Regions from separate parts of the Mus musculus genome. Here regions 1 and 3 are each linked to region 2. Evidence: chromatin loops called from intact Hi-C (ENCODE). Cell type or tissue: left cerebral cortex. All regions are shown on one strand. Links, peaks and the distances in the headings refer to the core of each region. The heading gives the core; the rest is flanking DNA.

Evidence for each region. Hi-C counts contacts between places; a loop is a spot of excess contacts. Peaks named below come from ENCODE experiments on the same cell type or tissue, not always from the same donor. Only the 100,000 strongest peaks of a DNase experiment are listed, where the experiment ranks them.
Region 1: it touches region 2 in a loop (2.6-fold over the local background); 30 of 42 quality-filtered maps call a loop at or near these places.
Region 3: it touches region 2 in a loop (1.8-fold over the local background); 5 of 42 quality-filtered maps call a loop at or near these places.

Annotation. Positions count from the first base shown.
Region 1 is chr4:133,827,231-133,832,700 of GRCm38, forward strand. No RefSeq gene overlaps it. Among named protein-coding and RNA genes, the nearest start is that of Gm12974, 13 kb to the left of the region's middle. In left cerebral cortex, for the core only: a CTCF peak has its summit at 2,684 (motif pointing left); a DNase peak (open chromatin) is centred at 2,687.
Region 2 is chr4:133,752,084-133,757,553 of GRCm38, forward strand. It overlaps Arid1a (AT rich interactive domain 1A (SWI-like)), which reads right to left and starts at 1,902. Exons shown (of 20, transcript NM_001080819.2): 1 at 386-1,902. The coding sequence starts at 1,528. In left cerebral cortex, for the core only: a CTCF peak has its summit at 2,426; DNase peaks (open chromatin) are centred at 1,500, 1,814 and 2,310; H3K4me3 peaks cover 1,711 bases; H3K27ac peaks cover 1,700 bases.
Region 3 is chr4:133,590,295-133,595,764 of GRCm38, forward strand. Gpn2 (GPN-loop GTPase 2) reads left to right here. Exons shown (of 5, transcript NM_133884.2): 5 at 1,032-1,441. The coding sequence ends at 1,104. Gm42324 (a long non-coding RNA gene) reads right to left here. Exons shown (of 2, transcript XR_881487.1): 1 at 5,285-5,470; 2 at 4,645-5,037. Among named protein-coding and RNA genes, the nearest start is that of Gm42324, 3.0 kb to the right of the region's middle. In left cerebral cortex, for the core only: a CTCF peak has its summit at 2,476 (motif pointing right); a DNase peak (open chromatin) is centred at 2,477.

The DNA of each region.
Region 1 (5,470 bases), core at 1,277-3,776, 75 kb after region 2:
GCAAGCCATTTGTGTCATCTTGCTGGCCCCAAATGGCTAAACTAATCTTGCTTCTGCCTCCTGAGTGCTGGATTTAAAAGCATGCAAATGATTTTGTTGGGGGTTTTGTCCTACTTTTTTTTTTTAAGATTTATTTATTTATTTAATGTAGGTGAGTATACCACCTTTGCTCTCTTCAGAGGGGCATCAGATCCCATTACAGATGGTTGTGAGCCACCGTGTGGTTGCTGGGAATTGAACTCAGTACCTCTGGAAGAGCAGTCGGTGCTCTTAACTATGGAGCTATCTCTCCAGCTCTTGTTTTTATTCTTCAAGAAAGCATCTCATATGTAGTTCTGGCTGGCCCAGAACCCAGTATGTAGATCAGGTTGGCCTTAAACTCACCAATGAGCCTCTGCCTCCCAAGTGCTGGCATTAAAGGCGGGTGCTACCACGCTCTGCTATGTCTGAGTGTTTTATTTGCATGTTAAGTATGGTTACCAGGTGCTCGCCGATACCCATGGAGGTCAGAATAGGGTGTGAGAGTTCCTGGGACAGTTGTGAGGCACCTTGTGGGTGCTAGGAATTGAACTCCTGACTTTTGCAAGATCAACAAGTGTTCTTCGTAATCACTGAGCCAACCACTCTCCTTAGTCCCCTCCTGATCATCCGCTCCTGATCAGGGCTTGGCTCCTTCTTCTCTGTATCCATGGGAATTGCTCCCATAATTAGCAGCATCCCCTGCCTGGAACACAAACAGGCAAACGTTCCACCCTGGTAGCTGCTGCAGGGAAGGCTGGCCGATTAGATCTTTCCTTTGAGAGGCACCCCTCAGATTTGAATGTGGCGCCCACATCCTCCCACATCCGGTTTACCTGAGACACAGTTCACTAAAACCTCCCCGACTGGAGTCACTCTGATGGCTCGCCAAGTTTATCCCAGCACTTGGGAAGCAGAGGCAAGCGGATCTCTGAGCTTGGGCTATGCAGAGAAACCTCGTCTTGAAAAACACAAACAAACAAAAGAAAAAACACACTTAATCGCAGAAGGAGCTCCCTGGCTCCCTGATCTCCTAAATTGACTAAATTGAGCAATTTAGGGGGAGAGCACCGCCCCTTTCCTCTCCTCAGTCTACAGCCCGCGGGTTTTCGATGATGAAAGCCGAAAGCTGGAGTCTTCATGGGTGTCATCAAGTGATCAAATGCCGGAGGTGGGGGGGGGGGGCTTTGAGGAGTAAAGGGGATCGAACATTTCTACCACACATAAACATTAACTGCAAATAGAAGTGTGAAGAGCAGGGAGCCTTCTCTTCAGATTTTAGAAGTTTCAGTAAGATGGGCTAGCACCCTCCGGCCCCTCCCTGGAGACGCCTGGTGCTCTTCCACCCAGGGCGGGGCGTCTTCTTATCTGGATATAGCTAGGATTATGTGCACCATTCAGACACTGTGGGGAGAGACAATATCCATTTTCCTTCCAACATCAAGGCAGCCTTTTAAAGCTTTATCCGGACTTATTTTGGTTCCTGCAATAAAAAGGCGAGGTGGGAGAATTATGTCTAACAAAAATAACGCCATTGTGCGCTCCGAGTTTCCCACTGCAGGCCACTTTTAAAGCATTTTGCTGTCACCTCCGCCGCCTCACACGCATTCAGGCAGGTTGGCAGTGAACAAAGAGAACTCACTTCACACATACCAGCCCTAAACCTCCACTCTCCGGACAAAAGTGTCCCTCGGCAATGTTTTGCTCCTGGCTCTGCTGAAGGGCCATTCAGTCACTTCCAGCCCTCTTTCTCTTGGGAGACAAAGGCACCTTTGGGCTGAAGTGACACGGGAGAGTTAGAATCAGATTTGTTATCGAAATTGCAGCCCTCAATTTTAGCAAGAGGCTCAGTCTGTCTACTGCTACCACAGGAAGGCAGCCTTTATAACCCTGGAGCACTGGGCCAATTATGCACCTGCAAATATACCATACAAGACATTTCAGGTTCTGAGCACTTTGAAAACCGATCCTTAAACAGTCTCGAGGGACCCGATCCCCCACGTCGGGGATAAAGGCTGCTTTGGAATCTGCTATTGGCACCAGAAAGCGTCCTCTGAAGTCACTCAAAAGCCATTTTTATTGTGCATTGGCAAACAAAGAGCCTCATCTCACCAAAACAAAGTCTGTTACCAAATCAGGGTGGGAAGTCAGACTCAGCCCGCGAAGAGTCAATTACCCTGGCAATTTTGTGAAGGGCTGGGAAGCAATTCCTGGGGGAGAGCAGTGTATAGAGGGGTGGGTGGAAGGATTCTGGGAGGGGGCTGGCTCTGAAAACTTCTCCTTCATGAAAAGGAAGTACCATTACCTCTAAAACCCTACCAGTTATGACAGAAGGGCCTCTGTGACTTCTGGTTATACACTTTTTATTATTATTAACTGGGGAAATGTAGATTATGTGAATTTTAAAACAACTTTTGGAGCAACCTTGGCTGCTTTCTAAGGAACTTGTCTGCAGTGTTGTAACCTGAAGCTCAGAGTCAGGTTGGTGACCCGTGTGTCCCTCACCTGAAAAGCGACCTTCTTCTGGGGCTCACTTCCTTGATAAGCGGGCAGATGCTCACCGCACTGTTTATCTGGGGAAAGAAATACGTGTGGGAAAAGAAGCAATTTTCTTCTCATTGCAGTTAAAGAAAGTCATGGTCGCCTGTTGTGGGTTTAGCCTGCCACCTGTTGGTCAAAAGAAGAACAGCAGGGAACTAGGGATGAAAGCGCCCATCTGGTGAAAGGTTTTGATGTAGTCAAATCTTTTTCTCTCTGCCTCTCTCCCACCTATTCTTTTCCTCCTGTCTGTCAGTCTGTCTGTCTGTCATCTCTCTCTCTCTTTTCCTTTCAACAGTTTACTGGTTTGTTATATGAACAGACATACTCATAAAATGGGTCGGTGAGATGTCTCAGTGTGTAAAGGCGCTTGCTGGCAAGCCTAAAGAACTGAGTTCAATCCCTGGGACCCACGTGGGTGGATCACACCAACTCCCACTGGTAGCCCCTCCCACACACAAGGTACTGCATACACACAGAGATGATGGAATTAAAATGTTTTCTGTATGTCAGGGTAAGAAACGTAATGAATAGTCCAAATAAGACTATGAAATAAAGCCAGGCATGGTGGCACATACCTTTAATCCCAGCACTTGGGAGGCAGATTTCTGAGTTTGATGCCAGCCTGGTCTACAGAGTGAGTTCTAGGACAGTAAAAAACAAAACAAACAAAAGACTATGAAATAACATATCAAGAATGGAGAACTAATGTCATGATGCTTTCCGCAGAAGGGGGAAGGGAAGTGCTCTTATTAAAAGCTGTTTGGGGGGGCTGGAGAGATGACTCAGAGGTTATGAGCACTGACTGCTCTTCCAGAGGTCCTGACCTGAGTTCAATTCCCAGCAGCCACATGGTGGTTCATAACCATCTATAATGAGATCTGGTAGTGCCCTCTTCTGGCATGCAGGCACACATACAGACAGAACACTGTGCATGATACATTGAGAGAGAGAGAGAGAGAGAGAGAGAGAGAGAGAGAGAGAGAGAGAGAGAGAGAGAGAAATTGAGGTTATAATTCAGGGTCTGGTCTAAGAAACTAAGCTCTTTTTTGTTGTTATTTTGGTTTTTTGTTTTGTCTGTGTAGCCCTGGCTGGCCTCAAACTCAGAAATCCGCCTGCACCACCACCCGGCTCAAAAACAAGCTCTTCGTCTCTTCAGCTTCTTTTTTGTTTTGTTTTGTTTTGTTTTGTTTTGTTTTGTTTTGTTTTGTTTTGTTTTTCGACACAGGGTTTCTCTGTGTAGCCCTGGCTGTCCTGGAACTTACTCTGTAGACCAGGTTGGCCTCGAACTCAGGAGTCTGCCTCCCAAGTGCTGGGATTAAAGGTGTGCACCACCACATCTGGCCTTTCTTCCTTTTTTTTTTTTTTTTAAGATTTATTTATTTACTATATGTAAGTACACTGTAGTTGTCTTCAGACACACCAGAAGAGGGCATCAGATCTTGTTACAGATGGTTGTCAGCCACCATGTGGTTGCTGGGATTTGAACTCAGGACCTTTGGAAGAGCAGTCAGTGCTCTTAACCACTGAGCCATCTCACCAGCCCCCCCACCTTTTTTAAAAAACAAATAATAATACTGTATTTACCCTGTAAATTTACTGTAAGAGCCCTGGGGCCAGCTATGGCACCACATGTCTGTAATCCCAGTACACTACAGGCTAAGGGTAGAGGATAGTGCGCTTAGAGTCAACTTGTCCACATAGAAAGACAAATTGCGAAACAACAGCAAAATTTACAGAGCTAGGCCAGGCAGCACATACCTTAATCCTAGTCCTTAAGAGACAAAGAGACAAGCAGACTTCTGTGAGTTCAAGGCCACCCTGATCTTGAACCTACAGAGGGGGTTCCAGGTCAGCTATGAATTAATTCTAAGCCATCCAAGTTTACACAGTGAGACCCTATTTAAATCTAACCTCTCCAAAAAAAAATAAAATTAAAAAAATGAGGTTATGGAGGTAGCTCAGTGGTAATGGCCCCTCCTTGAGTTTGATGGTGAATTCAGTCTCTGGGACTTACATGGTGGAAAGGAAAAACTTGCACCTGAAAAAATGTCCTTTGACTTGTGAGGTGGAAATTTCTGGTTTCTCTGGAAGATTCAGCTGTGGTATGAGACATTTTTCTGGAAACTGTCTTTTGAGAGGATGTTTTGCTGAGGCAATCACATGGGAGGGTATTTTGCTGTGAACGGACATGTAGTGTTTTTCTTGAGGTTGCCTGGGAAGGGGGCATGCGATGTTTTGCTGGAGTGGACAATTGTTTGGAAAAGTGCAAGGATGACCCAACAGACCATGAACAGCAGTGCTGCGTGGCATTGGTTTGCCTTGCCTTCCTGGTTGAGCATCCTTTGTCTTCTTGACATTGTGGAGAGAAATGCACCAAAGAACTTAATGGTGGTGTTTGGGCGGCTTCTTCCTCCTTCCAATGACTCAGGGCCGATTGGCAGACCCTCACAGTTCTGAATCAAACTGCCATTGCTGATTTGTGAACAGTGTTCGGGGGCGGGCCGTTGCCGCTGTCGATCCATGTGAACTGAACCGCCGCTATCCTCACAATGAAGGTTGATACCACCCCGCAAAAACCTATTTCTAAACAGGTCCATATCTTCCTTTACCCTATTAACCTTCTCTTCCCACTATCTCTAGTGGGTGGTGGGCTAGAAGGTAGGTTAAAGCATTTTAGTATCCTTATTAAACTAGGACTTGAAAAATATGTCTACAGACCCCTATATGTACATCATGGTGTGTTTGACCCACCCGCCTACACACATGTCTGCACACATGATAAGTGAACATAATTAAAAAAAATATTTATTATATGTAAGTACACTATAGTTGTCTTCAGACACACCAGAAGAGGGCATCAAACTCCATTACAGATGGTTGTGAGCCACCATGTGGTTGCTGGGATTTGAAC
Region 2 (5,470 bases), core at 1,207-3,706:
GTTGCTTCTTTCTCCCGGATTCATGACACTGCCTACACCCCTAACCTGAACCCCCAGCACCCCCCCCCGCGACCGGGCCTGGCCCTTCCAGGCACACTTTGCTCTGCACCCCCCTGGAGACCCCCAGAGTTCGAAAGGACCAGCGGAGGAGGAGAAACCGGACAGACACCCCTGGAAAAGCCCCACACAAAGGCTGATCGAGGGAAGGAGAGGAAGGCAGACAGGCAGCCATTTTAAGAGAGAAGAGCCAGACAATGGCAGCTCCCCGGCAGTGGGGGCCCAAGCCCGAGGGGAGCCCACGGCCGGGGCCTGCTTCCCCGCAGCCGCCACCCAGCCCACCCCCCGGCCCCGCTGGCCCCAGCCCCCTCCCCGCTCGGCTGTGTACCTGAGGGGTCCGGGCGAGCGGCTGCCCCCCGCCGCCGCTGCTCCCGGGGCTCATGGGCGCGTGGTGGCTCCTTTGTTGGGCCCCTCCCGAGACGGCCGCTGCCGCCGCCGCCGCCGCCGCCGCAGCCCCCCAGCACTGCGAGGCCATGTCCGCCGGGCCTTTGCCCGCGCCCCCGTCCTGGGGCCCGCCGCCGTAGTCGCCCCCGGGGTAGCCCTGGTAGCCACGGGCCGAGCTGGGCGACGTGAGCAGTTGGTTGAGGGTGGGGGTGGCGGTGGGCTGGGGAGTTCCCCCGCCGGCCGCTGAGGGGCCGCCTCCCCCCATGGCCCCGAAGCGCTGCTGTGCGAAGGACGAAGACGACGAGGAGGCAGAGGCGCTGGAGGAGGGAGGCGGCTTGGAGCCGGCGGCCGCCGCCGCGCCGGAGCCCGGAGTGCCACCTCTCGGGGAGCTCAGCGCGTAGGCCTGGGGAGGCGGGGGGTAGGCGCTGCGGTTGGGGTAGTAGGAGTTGTACTGGTGGTTGGGGAAGCCGTGGTCGTGCGAGTTCTGCTGGGGCCCGGCGTAGGGCTCCAAGCCCCCGCCGCCGCCGCTCTGCAGCGCTGCCAGGCCAGGGCTTTGTTGTCCGCCATGTTGTTGGTGGAAGACGGCGGCCGCCGCGGCGGCGACGGCAGACGGGCTCCGGCCGTAGGCTTGCCCGAAGCCGTAGGCTGGGGGCGGCAGGGCGGCCGCGGCCGAGTGAGGAGGCGCCCCCACCCCGTCGCTGCTGCTGCTGCCGCCGCCGCCGCCGCCGCCGGGCGGCTCCGGGAGGTTATTGTTCAGGGCGGGCCTAGGGCCCGCGTTCCCGTTCGAGTTCTTCAGGTCCGGCTCCGCGCCGGGCCCGCCGCCGCTGCCGGCTCCGCCGCCGCCGCCACCCCCATTGCTCTCGGCCCCGTCCTGCAGCTCCTTTCCCAGCGGCTGCGGCGGCCCCACGGCGGGGCCCTCGCTCTCCTGCCCGGCGGCTGCCTTCATTTCCCCGCGCTCGGCCGCTGCCGCCGCCGCCTCGCCCCCCGCCTCCTCCCGCTGTTGCTGCTCGGCTTTCTTCAGCTCCGAGGGCGGCGGCGGCGGGTTGCCCAGGCTGCTGGCGGCGGCGGGGGCGACCTGCGCGGCCATGATCCCCGCTGTCTCGTCCGCGGAGAGACCCGGCCCTGTCTTCGTCTTCTCCCCCCTCCCACCCCGCCCCGGGGCCGAGTCCCCCGGGCTGCCCTCCCCACCCGCCCGGGCGGGCCTCGCGGGGCTCCGCTGCTGCGCTGCGCTCGCTCCTCTCCCCCCCGCCCCGCCGGCTCAGGCTCCGGGCTGGCGGCGGAGGAGGAGGAGGAGGCGGCGGCGGCAGCCGAGGCGCCGGCGGCTCAGCTGCTCCGGGCTCTGGCGGCTCGGGACCCGGCTCTCCCGGCTCATTCCCCCCAAGCCCTTGCCTGGGAATGAGGGGGGCGGTGGAGGCTCCGCTCCCCAGGGCCTGGCCCCGCTGTGACTCTCCGCTTTCTGCTGCCGGAGAAAGGAGGAGGGAGGGAGGGAGGGAGGCGAGGGGGAGGGGGCGGGAAAGGAGGGAGGGAGCGGGGGGGGAGGGGGGACCCGGGACGGGCGGGCGGGCGGGCGGGCTGGAGGGCGCGCGGCGGCGGACGGGGCGCCGGGAGGCAGAGTAGGAGCGCTGCTCTGGCGGGCGCCCTGCCTCGCCTCCCCGGCCGCGGCTCGGGCCGAGGCTGCTGCTTGGCGGCGGGCGGGCGGGCGAGAGAGCGAACGAGAGAGCGGGCGGGCGGGCGGCGGGACTGAGCAGCTAGAGCGCCCCACTCTCCTCCGAGTCCCCCTCACTCCGACACGAGGCTCAGCACTGCCATTTTACCCAGCGCCGTCGCGGCCGCCTGAAAAACCAGGACTGGAGCGCGGAGCGGGCGCAGGCCGTGGAATGGACTCGCTCCCTTCCCCTCACAAAGGAGGAGGGGAGAGAAGGAGCCGCGGCGGCGGCGGCAAGCCCTCAGCCTCTTTCGCTCGGCTGCGCCGCCGCCGAAGGCTTCGGGGAAAACCCGGCCCGGAGCCCGCGCCTCCGGAGCCTGCGCCGCCTCGCTCGCCGCGTTCCCAGCCTGGCCTGTCCCCTCCCGGCCGCTCCAAAGGGAGCGGGCCGCGTGAACTTTACCCGCGCCTGCAAAATTGGCCTGAGCCCGAAACCGCGGCCGCCGCGGCCGGGACCTGACCCCCTGGCACCGGGCCTGGGCTCTTGGCTGCGACTTAGCACCTCCGCAGCACTTTTCTTCTTCAAAGCCTTTTGCAGACCTGCTCTAGAGACCCAGCTGAGCGAGCCCTGCTTTTCCCCCCCTTTGGCTAGCCCCAAAGGAGGACTGACCATTGTTCAAACTATCGGTTCTCCCGTGCCCTGCCCTCATTAGCCCTCTCTGACAAGGCCCTGGGGGCATGAGGTCTGGATTATCTCCCCCCCCCCCATTTTACCAACAGACTGAAGGGAGGGGACTGCCCAGGTCACTTAAAGTCAGAGGGCAGAAGTGTGTGGCTATAAAAAGTGGAGTGAGTGGCCGAAGCCGCATCTTGTCTACTTAGCCAGAGAAAAGGAGGAAAAGAGAAAAGAAAGGCACTTACGTTGTGAACAAATCCAACCACCGGATCAGATCAGTGTCAGGAGGTTTGAAAATCAAACGTGGTCATCCCACCACTTCTCTTAAAATGGTGGCTACTGATGCGTTGGGGGCTTAAGACAGTCCTCCAGGCAAACCAAGCTCCATTAGCACTTCCTAAGGGAACCTAGCTCACAATGGCCAGTAGCCCAATCTTCAAAGGCAAGTACCTTGGAAGACTGTAAACAGCCCACAGAAGAGGCTCCAGGGACTGAAAGAACCTCTGTTCAAAAACCACTGCAGAAGAGGGATGCAGAAAATGGAAACCATTTTCTCTATAAAGAGAGAAAAAGAGCCTAACAGGTCACACAGAAAACGGATGCCCCTCAGATCTGCTGTCTATCCTAAGGTGTAAGACTCCTTGAAGTTTACCAGAGACCCTAAGGCCAGGTTTATCTGTGAAGATCAAGGCATTCGCGGAAAAGCTCAGAGTTGTCCAGACCTACAGGCCTCACCAGTTCCACAGCAGCCTTTTCTTCTCAGGCAGGCCTGGAATGCTCTGACAGGGCAAGCCAGGAGAAACCAGAGGGAATTCCAGCGTCTCACCAGGACCAAGACTGCCTTGGGAAAGCATCAATGACAAAGGCCTCTTTTCCTCCCAGATTTTATAAATGGAGACTTTGGACCACAGACCATTATTTTAGAACTTGTGGGCTCTGCAGGCCCCTGGAGTTCTGATCATGTCATGGGTCAACAGAAATAATTCTGAAAGGCTAAGTCATTTCTTCTACCCCCAAGAAAAATCAAGAACACCCCACATTACAAACCTTCCGTAGTAAACTGAGAATGGAGCCATGGCCAGAGCCCCTCTGCTCTCCCATCCCCCAACCAAGAACCAAACCAACCTGCCAAGGCGATGGAACTGGCTGGTATGGACCAGTTTTCATTCACGGCCCTCAGAAGCACAACTCTAGTGGTGCATTAGGTCCTAGAAACCAAATTATAGGCTGCCTCATAAATGGAGCTTTGCTATTTAATCAACTGCCTCGGAGCTGCCAAACAGTCCTGAGTCCCGCACACAAATGAGGAATTTTTTACATGCAATTACCCTGCCATTTTCCTCGGAACTGGGGTGTAATGGGAAACCTGGAGCCCAGTGAAAATCTGGAAGCGAGAATGGATTTGTCTTCAAGGAAAGTCCACATGGCCTTCTTCCATGGCCGTGCATATGGAAAGCGCCAAAATCCCTTTCCCTACACGTGGTCACGCTGTTTTGAAAACAGTCACCATTTTAATCTAGCAATGAGGCAAAGTGCATAAAAATATATCCACCTGGGTCAGGAGAGGTAGTGTTTTTCTTCTTCTCTACTTTTCTTTAAAAAAAAAAATCTCAAATCCTTAGAGTCCCTTCCTCTCTAAGATCTACAACATTAACCTAAGACTGCTGGGCTGAGGAACTTTCTTAGAAACTGGTCCATCCGCTTTCCCCAGGGGCACTGGGAAGGAGAAGGGGGAGGGGAGGAGCGGGCACGTGGCTGGCCCGAGCAGCGAGACCCCGACTCGGGGCCGTGGGTCCTCCCCTCGGTGGGTATTTTTCCCCCACAGCCCCTGCCTTTTCACCCCACACCCAGGCAGCTCAGGAATCCCGGCGCAGATTATAGGGTTAGGACAGCGCTCTCCTCTCGAAAGCGCCTCTGCCACCGGCAGCCTGATGGCAAATATGGACTGAATCGTTGACATGGAAACCGGACTAAAGTCTCGTTCGCTGGCTCTCACAGGAGAGTTCTTATCACCAAGCCGGGCAGGACGGCAATCGGCAAAAGTGGACTGGATCCGGGGCCGGGCGGACCGGGGGCCGCTTCTGGGCGCCGGAACTCCGGCGGCAGCCACAGCCAAGGAAAGGGGGCTGGGCTGCCGGCAGCAACCGGCTGAAAATGGCAGAGGATGTGCTCTCATTCTCTCTGGCTGCACAGCGTGCATGGATTGGGCCTGAGAATGAGGGATGAACCTATGAAGATCCCACACAGTCAACTGCAAAATGTGGAAGCTGGGCCTGGAGGCTTTGCTAGGAGAAAGAAACGCTTGCAGGGAGGACAAGCCCTTCTTCCTCCCTCGCAGTTTGCTCACTCTAAATGTCTGAAACACGAAACTCCTCAAACAAACAAAAGGTCGGCCTCGCCTGCCCCGCAGACCTCTCTCCCTTACTGGACTCGGGGCAGGACGCTTGCTAGCAGAGGCAGAGGGAGGGTTCTGCCTGCTCCGGGCTGAGACGTGCGGAGCCGGGCCGTGGCCCCCGCACATTCCCGCCGCGGCGCCACAGCAGACACCCAGCCGAGCGCTCTCAAGTGCGAGCTGGAGCTGCGAGTTTGAGCAAAAGGGCAACTGTGTCAGTTGACGGAAGCCAGAAGCAGAGTTCAAAGCCTGGCGTGGATTTCCGTCTGGAGCTGTGTTTCTTAAAGTTTGTAACTCCGTGTGAAGAAACAGCCCCAGC
Region 3 (5,470 bases), core at 1,277-3,776, 160 kb before region 2:
AATGCACTTGGTGGGTGTAATTAGGAGTAGCAGAGTTCTTAAGAGTCTTGCTAGATAAGGTGTGTGTGGTGGGGGGGCACGAAATGGAGCTGGGTGTGAGGTTTCGTGCCTGTAAACCAGCAGTTGAGAAACAGGAAGATCACCAAAAGCTTGAGGCTAGCCTGGGCTACAAAGTAAGAGCCTGTCTCAAAAAATGACAAAGGAGAATAGGGAAAGGAGTATTGGTTGAAAAATATGGAAGAGGTTATTAAAACAGTTAGTGACAGAGCTGTCAGGGAGTGGAGAAGAGACAGGTCTACCCTATAGAAGGGACAAGCTGGCAGAGGGCACCACTGGAAACCAGAGCAGCTGGGCCTTTGGGGTTGGGATTTGACCAGTTTGCGTGTTCCTTGGGTCAGAGGCTGTCGGAGAGGCTGAAGGAAAGGCTTGCCCTTTAGGTCGCTTGTCTTGGAGACAGAGCATTTGCCCAGGTTGCCGGAGGTGGGAATTTAGATATCTGTGTCAGGCCCTTGAGGACACGTGTCTGGAATAGTGGCAGTAGAACACGAGGTCCCTCGTGGGACTGCCAAGGCGAGGGCTCGTGTGTCACCAGTGTTAGCAGTGTCCCATCTGTGTCCTGTCTGGAAGGGAAAAGACCCTATGGCCCAAGAAGACTAGAGCCTTTGCCTTGGTAGAAAGAATGAGATGACAATAGGTACTGAGCACCTGTGTGCCAGCTGTCAGGGGTCGGGGAGGGACTCTGTCTACTTGTGATCTTGCAGAAGAGAAAAAGGGAGTGATGGGGACAGGATTTGGACACCCTGGCCTGGCTCTTGAGCATCTGCCACACCAACTGGAGGGCCAGTGCTCCCTGGTCCTTTGTGGGGAAGAAACTGGAGCCCCAAGGGAGGGCTGCAATGGGCGGCTCATACCCACCTGTGGGGGGTGGGGCAGAAGAGATGTGTGTGGGTGGTGGTCTTGAGAAGAGGGCAGCTCCTGCCCAGGCCAGTCCCCCCATCTTCTGCCGTGTCTAAGCCTTAACCTCCCCTCAGCACTCTGGGCATCCAGGAGAAGTACTTAGCACCCTCGGAGCAGACCGCAGAGCAGGAAGCCATGCAGCTGTGACACATGGGCCTGGAGAGCCGGGGACACCTCAGCGAGGTACGGACCCAAAAACCACGTCCAGCCAGAGCAGAGGCTGGGAGGAAACCTCCATCCCTGCAAAGGACTTCTAGAGAAGAAGCCACGCATAGCACCCTTTGTGGTGCCGACAAGCTCAAGCCCCAGGAGGACTGGCTCTACATGGGCTGCAGTGGATGGGCATGCTACGATAGGAGATGAGTCTCTATTTTTTTGTGACCTTAAACCTTTCTTCAACCCTCTGGACCCAGGGATTTGGAGAACAAAGAAATGTCTTTAATTAACGTTTTAATTAAATTTAATTTAATTAATGTTTTTAAATAACGTTTTTTTAGTGTGTGTCTGTGTTGCTCAAGCATGTGTGTGTGTATGCGCGCGCGCACACGCGTGTGTGGGCTGGGGGGCCTGTGTATGGAGGTCAGAGGGTAACTTGGAGCTGGTTCTTCCCTGAGTTCTGAGGTTGAACTCGGGTCAGGGACATGGTGACAGATGCTCTTGCCTGACGCTCTTGTTTCTTCAGGTCAGTGTTTCACAGCCTGGGCTCACAGCCTGGGCTCACAGCCTTGGCTAGGCAGATTACAGCTATGCACTGGACTCTTGTCGTGATTTAGTTGTTCTTCAGTGCTTTTTTAAAAAAGATTTTATTTATTTTATCTATGTGAGTACACTGTCGCTGTCTTCAGACACACCAGAAGAGGGCATCAGATCCCATTTCAGATGGTTGTGAGCCACCATGTGGTTGCTGAGAACTGAACTCAGGACCTTTGGAAGAGCAGTCAGTGCTCTTAACTATTGAGCCATCTCTCCAGCCCCTTGTTTGTTTGTTTTGTTTTTTCGAGACAGGGTTTCTCTGTGTAGCCCTGACTGTCCTGGAACTCACTCTACTGAACTCAGAAATCTGTCTCTGCCTCCCAAGTGCTGGGATTAAAGGCGTGCGCCACCACTGCATGGCTCATGGTTTTATTCTGCTTTTCTCAAATACTAGTCAAAGTTTGAAAAATTAACATAACTTGGGCTGGAGACATAGCTAGTAGTGGCTAGCACACACAAGGTGCCAGAGTCAACTCCCAGCACTTCCAAAGACAGGCAAAAGAGTCCTTCAGACAGTCCATTCTGTGTGGGGGTGAATGCCTCTAATCCCAGCACAGGACGTGGAGGCAGTAGGATTGGGAGTTGAAGGCCAGCCTTGGCTAAATAGTGAGTTTCAGACAAGCCTGGGCTGTAGAAGCCCTTGTCTAACGATCTGTGCAAAGTGAGTTATTTAAGGTATGCTAGGACTGTTGTCTGGGAACGGGAATGTTTCTCTTTGCTGTTTGTGCTGTTTGGGGGGTGGGAGGGCTGCAGTTTGCGTTTCCAGCCAGTAGGTGGCACTGTAGACTTAGTTTTCCCCATAGAACCTGACAGGAAGGGCCTGATGGCCAAGGGGCACTGGTGCCAGAGACTTTTCTGACTTTATCTATAGACCAATTGCACGCAGCTACATGTGTGCAGGGCTCGGCATTTTACACAGAACCTGCAAATACAGAATCCTCACACGTCTCTTACAGCGATCCAGAGAGAAACAAGCTAGGGAATGTCCGGAGACTGGTTCCCTCGTGGCTCACTTTGCCAAGTAACTCTGGAGTGGCCCCTCTTTGGTATACATACTGATGAAAAGTTCCAGCCACCATGCTGTGGGAGCTGCGGTCAATCAAGAGGGAACACTGAGGCATCTGTACGTGGTTCCAAGTACCGATGGAGTTGAATCGGTGGTGGGTTTCTGTGCTGCGGGCAGAGGGAGAACGCAGCTTCTTCATAAAGTCTGCCCTGAAGTGGCTCGTGTTGGCTTCCCAGTGTGGGCAGCCATAGCTGAGAGCAGGAGGGGGCAGCCAGCTTCGCTCCCACGCCTGGCTTCGGAGGGATAATAATGGGGTGCTGTTTCCCCAGCCTCTTTCATCTGAGGAGTTCAAAGTGCCTCACCCTTATTAATGCCCTGCACAGTGGGGGGAGAGTACCCACAGAGCAATCCAGGGAAACTGAGAGCAGGAGCCACAACCCGAGGTGGTGAGTCAACTGTGGGGCCTGGGGCCCAGGAATCCCGCCACCCAGGCTGCTGGGAAATGCCTCGTCTAGGGAGGAAGGCAGCTTCTGGGTTTGAATAGCATCAGTAGCTGTGGCCGTGGGTTTTGATGCTTACCCATCAGACTCACCAGAGAAAACCACATGCAGGGACTGACGGCATCACTTACAGCGTCACAGCTCAGCTGTACCCCTCAGCATACATTCACTGCGGCCACAGTGGAGGTATGGAGCAGGTTACAGCTTATTTTGAGACCTTGGTGTGGCAGCAAGCATTTTTTCCTTTGGTGAATATGGTTCACAACCAGGCTCGGTGGTGCCCATCTGTAATCCCAGACACTGGAGTTGGGGGGTCAGCTTTTGTATTAGCAAGTTCCAGGCTGGTCTGGGCTACATCTCGTCTGTCTCAACATACAAACACTCGTGTAATTTCTGATAGCAAAAGGACTTCCTGGTCTGTGTACTTAAGACTGTGGTGATGAGCCGGGCAGTGGTGGTGCACGCCTTTAATCCCAGCACTTGGGAGGCAGAGGCAGGCAGATTTCTGATTTCGAAGCCAGCCTGGTCTACAGAGTGAGTTCCAGGACAGCCAGGGCTACACAGAGGAAACCCTGTCTCAAAAAAACAAAACAAACAAACAAAAAAAAAAACAAAAACAAAAACAAAAAGAAAGAAAGCAGAGGCAGGGGGCTGGAGAGATGGCTCAGTGGTTAAGAGCACTGATTGCTCTTCCAGAGGTCCTGAGTTCAGTTCCCAGCAACCACATGGTGGCTCACAACCATCTGTAATGGGATCTGATGCCCATTTCTGGTGTGTCTGAAGATAGTGACAGTGTACTTGCATATATAAAATAAATAAATCTAAAAAGAAAGAAAGAAAGAAAGAAAGAAAGAAAGAAAGAAAGAAAGAAAGAAAGAAAGAAAGAAAGCAAGCAAGCAAGCAGAGGCAGGCATTTCTTTGTTCAAGGCCAGCCTGGCCCCTACATAGCTAGTTCTAAACCGGATGGCAACATGATGAGATCTGTCAAAACAAAAACAAAAACAAAAACAAAAACAAAAACAAAAAAAACATTAATCTCAGCACTCATGAGACAGAGGCAGCACTTGGGAGACAGAGGCAGATGGATCTCTGTGAGGCCAGCCTGGTGTAGACAGCCAGTTCCAAGACAGCCAGGGCTACACAGAGAAACCTTGTCTTGGAAAACAATATTTATTGTATGTGTGTGTCTGTATGGCTGTATGGTATATATACAGATACACAGGTATCTGGAGAAGCCAGAAGAGGGCATCAGATCCCCTGGAACTCGTTACAGATCACTGTAAGGTACTTTAGGTGCAGAGAATTGAACCCAGGTCCTCTGCAAGACCACTGGGTACTCTTAACCCCTGAGCTCTCTATCTCTATCCTTTGTAACTTTACAAGCATTTTAGTTACATTTGTGTGTGTGTGTGTGTGTGTGTGTGTGTGTGTGTGTGTGTGTGTGTGTGTGTGTGTGTGCCTTCACGTGCTTGCCCATGCATGCACACGAGCACTTAGCAAAGGTGGAGGCCAGAGGCCAACTTAACAGAAGTCAGCTTTCTCCACCCGGTGGAGTCACAGTGATGGGACTCAGGTGGTCAGGCTCGGCAGCAGGTGCCTTTGGCCATTAACCCATCTTGCCAGCCGTCAAAACAGGGTCTCTCACTGTCCAGGGGTACACTGATTCTGCTGACTAACCAGCAAGCTCCAAGGACCTCCTCTCTGCCCACAGCCCTGGGATGACAGCTCACAGGCTTTTACTGTGGGTGCTGGGGTCTTTGTTTAGAGCCTCTGGATGGAGCCGCTCTTCCAATATCTCGGTCCTCCAGTGTTCACACGGCTCTGTGGGTCACAAACATAGCAGAAATGCAAATGGAAGCTTTTTTCCCCAGTCTTCCACGTTGACCTGCAAGTCTCTAAGGTCAGATAGAGATCACAGGTCAGCTTTGCTCTGGGGCGGAGGCGGGGGTGGGGGGAAGAGGGCGGCGGGATGGGGAGAACATGTCTTCCTTCTTCCCATCGCACCCCTACTCCTCTTCTCGGCAGCTCTGCACAGGAGAGCGGCGCCCTAACCACTTTCCCTACTCACAGGTTTAAGAACTCCTCTTCCCAGAGTCCAGGGTTGCTCTCTTATCTCCAGACAGACTTCAATTTCCTAGCCCTGTAAGGAGAAGATTGGGTGGAAAGGAGAGATGAATCAGCCCGGGACACCCCCAGGGTGGCATACTTGTCTGCTGCCCCCACAGACATTCCTGGCTCCTGACTCAGTGGGTAG